Linked DNA regions of Homo sapiens: region 2 is linked to region 1. The links are chromatin contacts, found by Hi-C or POLR2A ChIA-PET in ENCODE. All regions are on one chromosome and are shown on one strand. Each heading gives the region's core, a stretch centred on a gene start or an enhancer-like site at or near the end of the contact. The rest is flanking DNA. Distances are from core to core; before and after follow the strand shown.

Region 1 (2,964 bases), core at 280-2,779:
CTGTTAAGAGGTGTATAGTCAGCGTCCACTGTGGGTGCCCAGAGCCCAATCCCTCGGGGAAACCCTGGGAGGTGCACCTGTGGCACTGCACCTCGTAGGCCAGCAGAGGGCTGAAGGAGTTTGGGTAGTCATACACCTGTTTCCACGGGTCACTGAGGCATTCATGCTCTGGTCCTCTTGGCTTGCAGGCACACTGGCAAAGGGGCCTTCTGTAGTGTAAGAAAATGTTCTTGGCAAAGACCTGCAGATACTCCCATGTGGAACTTGGGGGAGTAGTCAGGCCCAAGGTACAGGAGTAGGACACCAATATTTGTAACATACCTAGATGGTCTGCTCAAGGTGTGTTACAATAGACTGGGGCAGGGCCCATCACTAGGAGACTCACTTCCAAGGGCTCCAGAACCCTCTCTCCCTTTCCACCTCCTGTTGCCAGCATGCCCATCCCTGCCATTCTTGGTTCACTCTATCTATGCATTGCTTCTCTGTGTGTGTCCCTTGGCTGCTCAAGGTTGCTGGGACAATCACACCCACCATCTCACCTGACTCAGGAGAAGCAGGAAGTGATGTAAGTCCAGGTGAGTGGCTGGTTAAGCTGTGTGTGCTGCTAACTTAGGGTAAGGCAAGGTGCTCAGGTGGTGGATGGGCAGTTTCTCCCATTTATTCCCACAGAGCAAATAAAACAAAATCCTTTGTTACATTGTCTGTCCTAACTTAGGGTTCAGCAAAACATGATCTGAGCTGCAGGATTCCTGACCCCTTGACAGCTCGTGGATTTCTCTTCCCAAGACATTCTTCTGCCAGACTATGCCAAGGACTCTGTGTCCTTTCTTGAACCCTGACATGTCCCTGACCCTCATATCCACTCAGCTCTCTCTGGGGAAGCCTCCAGCCTGGCCCGTGGAAGGTGGCCTGCCAATAAAGAAAACCTGTTTTGGATTTTGTGACTAAGAAATAAACTTCTATTGAAGTAAGAGACTGAGGTCTTGGGCTGTTCTAGCAGCTGGTGTGACCGTAACGAACACAGCGCACCTTTATCCAGAAGCCTTTGTGGGTCAGGTGCTGTACTAGGTGTTTCACACACATCTTAGGTGGTGCCGTTCAGTAGCGGTCATTGTTCCAGTTTTAAAGATGATGAAACAGAGGGTCAGAGTGGTCCTTTTCACCCAGCTATGTTCTAATGGAGGATCTGGGCAAGTTATGGTGACCCAGAAGCCCTCTCAGAGTTCCAAGGTTGGCTCCTGTGGGACGCTCACTGCCATTCTCTAGATGTTTCTGGCTCTTTCTCTGGAAGTCAGATCTAAGCCATGTGTCTTTTCCCAGAACAAAGCATGCCCTCCACATGACCCTCCCCAAGACCTTCCGTCACTCTTTCTCAGACAGCAAGTCTCTATCCTTCTCCTTCCTTTCATTGTAGTCTTTTCCATCTCTTCTCATTATCCTGAGCTGCTCTGGCTTAGGAAAGAACTTGGAGAAGCTGGGGGCTCTGGCACGCATTGAGGGCTTGCGCAGAAGGTGGCCTGGGCTGAGTATGGCCTGCCTGGGCTCCAAGGCCGAGTCACGAGGACGTCTATTTGTGCTCAACTGTGAGCACATCTCAATCCTTTCAACAGCAGCTTTGCTGGATTTTTAAATACAAGTGCTTTATACTTTCATTCCCTCAACGATTTTCTGCATAATTAAAAAGAAATCACAGCACTTATGAATGGGTGCCAGGCTTTTTGTAGAAAGCCAATGTTTTGAACCCTCAAGAACCATTTTAAATTTCTTTCCCCATGGTGGTTCATTTTTAGGAGATGGTTCGTATTTTCCTGCCAAATTTCCATTGTTGTCAGATTTCCAGCTGGACCTAGCTGCTCTTCATGAGCCAGGCTCTCAGGGTTCCACCTATCTGGGTGTGGCTTCCGGAGAAGTTGGGGACTGCTGACACTGCCAGGCCAGGGGGCCCAGTCCAGAGGCTGCCCTCTGCCATACCCCTCCTCGGTTTAGTTTGGGTCTGAGCTTTGCCGCTGCCTGTGCCTCCCCTTCCCTGGGAGATGAATACTGATGGTGAGCTGCTGTAAGAGCCATGGGATTCCTGGGGTCTTCCTGCTTTCTTGGAATCATGCTCTCCAGCTTTGGGCCACCCCTCAGCATTCCTGAGATCCCATGCAGAGCCAGTTCAGAAATCCTTTTCCGTGGTATTCCCTAGTCTTCCACCCAACTTTATGGTGGGTATAAATCTGCTAAAGACCAAAACACCAAAGAAGTAGTATTTTGGAATCTAGTAGTCAAAGCTTGAAGGCATTTGGTCATGAGTGATGGGAAAAGGCCAGTGATTCAAGGGCCTCTGTGCATGATGGTGACACCACCCAAGTATCGCTCAACCTGGAAAACTGATATTGTTTTCCTGCCTATGTCAGATGTCTCTGTGAAAACCATGCTGCTGTTGCAAAAAGTCATCTAAGAGAAGGCATTTGGGCATCTGCAAAGGGAGCTAGCTATGCATGTTTGATTTCAAGAGACTAGTAAATTCCCAGCATTTACATGAATTTTATAAGAGATGTTAGAAACAGAAATAGCACAATAAAAAGAAATTGTCAGAACTTGTATATCTGGGAAAGAATATTTGTTTTGAAAGACCCCATTTAAAACAGTTACATTTGATAGGAGTTGTAGTTGAAGAAGCTGACTGGTCATTCATAAACCAGTCTTATGTTGAGTTCCCCGAAAGCAGATCCTGACCAAGTTTTGGCTGCAGTCATTTGTTTCGGAAGGTGTGTGGGAAGCACAAATGAGGCCACTGAGAAGCAAGACAAAGAAGTTGGCAAGTCAAGGGATGGTGCATTAACTAAAAGCATGTTACCCTTGAGAGCAACTGGGGCTCAGTCTCCCTGGAAACCCACTGAGAAAGTGGGGAGAATGCTACGAGGAACAGAAAGCTGGACGTTTATGGACTGACCCTCATCTCTCTTTGGTTGGAGGTTG
Region 2 (2,744 bases), core at 228-2,727, 250 kb before region 1:
TGCCTCAGCCTCCTGAGTAGCTGGGACTACAGGCACGTGCCACCACACCCATCTAATTTTTGTATTTTTTAGTAGAGACGGGGTTTCATCATGTTGGCCAGGCTGGTCTCCAACTCCTGGCCTCGGGTGATCCACCCGCCTCCACCTCCCAAAGTGCAGGGATGACGGGCATGAGCCACTGCGTCTGGCCCTGGGGGTCAGATTTCAACATGAGGTTTGGAAGGGACAAATATCCAAACTGCAGCAACCCAGACCCTGTTTTGGGAGGTAAACCCCACATGATGTTTTCCTGTTGGGTCTCTATCTGGACACCTGATGTGGCAAGGTTATTTCAAAGGTGGCCACTTTTTGGAAGGTGATATTGGTTTTCATCCTTGTCCCTATGATAAGCAGGTGTAAGTTTTAAACAATAAGACATTGTTATCCACCTGGAAAAAGTGGCATCACTGTATTGGCTGCTGTAAGGATCAAGGAAGGAGAAAGCAAAATACCTCCCGTTTGACGCTGAGCTTCTCATCACACAGAAGGGGAAAGAGCTCTGTGCCTGAGGCTTCCCCGGCTCCTCCGGGCTTCCTTCTGCTCTCACTCACTTTGTGTAGAGATGCCAGGCCTTGACCTTCAGTGGGGCCCAGACCATGGGGAGCCCTGGCAGGGGATGGGGGAGGGGACACAGAGGCCAGCCATTGCCTAGGGCCTGTCTGGTGAGGCTGGCTGTGTCCTGGCCAGAAGCCACTGCCCCTGTCCAAGAGGCCTCTTCCTCCTGCAGGTTCTGGTGGCTGCTCCCTCTGCTCATCCATTGGGCCTAGGGTGGGCACAGCCCCTCCTTGCCAGCCTGGGTTTCTCAGTGTTCCAACCACAGCTTCATAATAGCTCCTCCCTCATGATCCCTGGCTTCGTTTTCCTAACTGGAGGAGCCACCTGGGTCCACTGGGCCCCTGGCAGATCCAGCTTTCAATCTTGGGGACAAGGAAACATCTTGGATCTTCCTTGGAGTCTGGCTTTCCTGGTGCTAGTGTGACCTGAAATGAACTCCTCACGTGATCTTTACTAGACAAATGCAGAGCAGATTTCACACACCTCTGTCATGATCTCCAAGAAAAGCTAAAGGATAAATAAAGAAAACAATAGCTTCCTAGAGGGCCTGTTCCCTTGATTTTCGCGAGGACTGTCCTCGTTTCTTAGACAATTTCACAGGTGAAATCTGACACTGTATTATTGCTATCCACACTGCAGTTTCCGGCTGCGAGTAAAGTTGGACCATTTTTCACGCGATGATTCCCTTGCCGATGAAGAACATGAAGTGTGAGTCCCTAGTGTGCTAGGCTGTGTCCTCGCGCCCTGTGCCCCCGCAGCGGGCCCTCAGCCGGGGTGGGGACCCAGCTTGCGGGCGGCAGGAGGCTGAGGTTGCCCGTGGCCACCAGATGGCGCTCCAGCATTGTGGAAGGCAAGCCCCACGGTCCTGGCGTCCGGAGTGCTTGCTCTGCTGAAGGGCGAACCAGGAGGCTCTCAGAGGAGCTGCAGAGGAGCGGCTTGATGACATAGAAGGGGAAGAATACAAGGGAAGTTTGTAGGATGCCTGTAGGTCTGACTGCCTGCTTCCCCCTCTGTTTTGACGACCTCCTGTGACTATGCCAGCATTTATTATTAAAATGTGTCCTTTGACTCCTTCAGGAATCATTTCATGGCCTCCCCAAGAGTGGACAGATCTGTGGTGGTCCTGGAACCCTGGGTCTCCCAGGACTGTGACTGCCCCTTTCCCCTCCTCCCTCACCACTAGGCAGGTGGGGCTCAACCCTGTGCTGGAGTCACCTGCGGAGCTTCGGAAAGCCCCACACCGGGGCAGGGTGCGGTGGCTCATGCCTGTAATCCTGGCACTTCGGGAGGCCGAAGCGGGAGGACCACTTGAGGCCAGGAGTTTGTGACCAGCCTGGGCAACAAAGGGAGACCCTGTTTCTACAAAAAGCAAAACAAAAAATTAGCTGGGTATGATGGTGCACACTTGTAGTCCTGGCTACCCTGGAGGCTGAGGTGGGAGGATTGCTTAGGCCTCGGGGGTCGAGGCTGCAGTGAGCCATGATCAAGCCACTGCATTCCAGCCTGGGCACCAGAATGAGACCCCATCTCAAAAAAAAAAAAAAAAAAAATGGAGCGCCTCAGCTGCATATCACCCAGAGGTTCTGATTCCATCAGACTGCCCAGGGATTTCTAAATCCTTCCAGGTGAGCATAGGTGAGGCTGAGAACCTCAGTGAGGGCAGGGCCTCTGTCTGTCCTGATTTCTGTGGGATTCCCAGGGTCCTCTACACTGTCTGGCACACACCAGGCACTCAACACATGTGTATCCAACAAAGGGAGGAAAGCATGTTTTTTTTCCCCAGAGACCTAAAGAACAGGCAGGCTTTCCTGAAAACAGCCCCCGCCGCCCCTGACACCTGCGTGTGGAAGACTCACCTGTGTCAGTGCTCCACCACCTTATCTTCCTGTCCCGAAACGGGGCTGGGGTGGGGCAGCAGGCAGGAAGGCCCTATTTCTGCAAGCACACAGGGAGAGGCCCCAGCAGGGCTGCAGACATTTGTGTCGCAGATGATTCAGGATAAATGGGTCCAGGACCCCACTGGCCCCAGATCCTGGGAGAAGCTGGTCCATGTACCCACTGTCCAGGCTGCTGCTGGGGAAGCAGCTCCAGCCCTGCTTAGCCTGAGTTCGGACCTGGGTCTTCTCGTGAGCTGTTGTTTGCCTGTGGGG

The links. A loop is a pair of places that touch in the nucleus more often than their neighbours do. ChIA-PET counts read pairs that join two places held with the same protein, here RNA polymerase II (POLR2A). Pooled maps may share reads with other maps.
Region 2: a pooled map shows a loop between it and region 1 (7-fold over the local background). The contact joins two enhancer-like sites. A Hi-C loop is called at or near these places in 4 of 50 pooled maps. POLR2A ChIA-PET finds 5 or more read pairs at or near these places in 3 of 52 experiments (WTC11, activated CD8-positive, alpha-beta memory T cell and naive thymus-derived CD8-positive, alpha-beta T cell).

The regions. Positions count from the first base shown.
Region 1 is chr2:237,319,901-237,322,864 of GRCh38, reverse strand. No RefSeq gene overlaps it. Among named protein-coding and RNA genes, the nearest start is that of COL6A3, 93 kb to the left of the region's middle. Within about 2 kb of position 1,529, at least 13 of the 41 ENCODE cell types and tissues checked have a DNase peak (open chromatin) inside an H3K27ac peak, as active enhancers do.
Region 2 is chr2:237,570,849-237,573,592 of GRCh38, reverse strand. No RefSeq gene overlaps it. Among named protein-coding and RNA genes, the nearest start is that of PRLH, 5.6 kb to the right of the region's middle. RefSeq lists an enhancer at 186-721 and a silencer at 1,315-1,500. Within about 2 kb of position 1,477, at least 2 of the 41 ENCODE cell types and tissues checked have a DNase peak (open chromatin) inside an H3K27ac peak, as active enhancers do.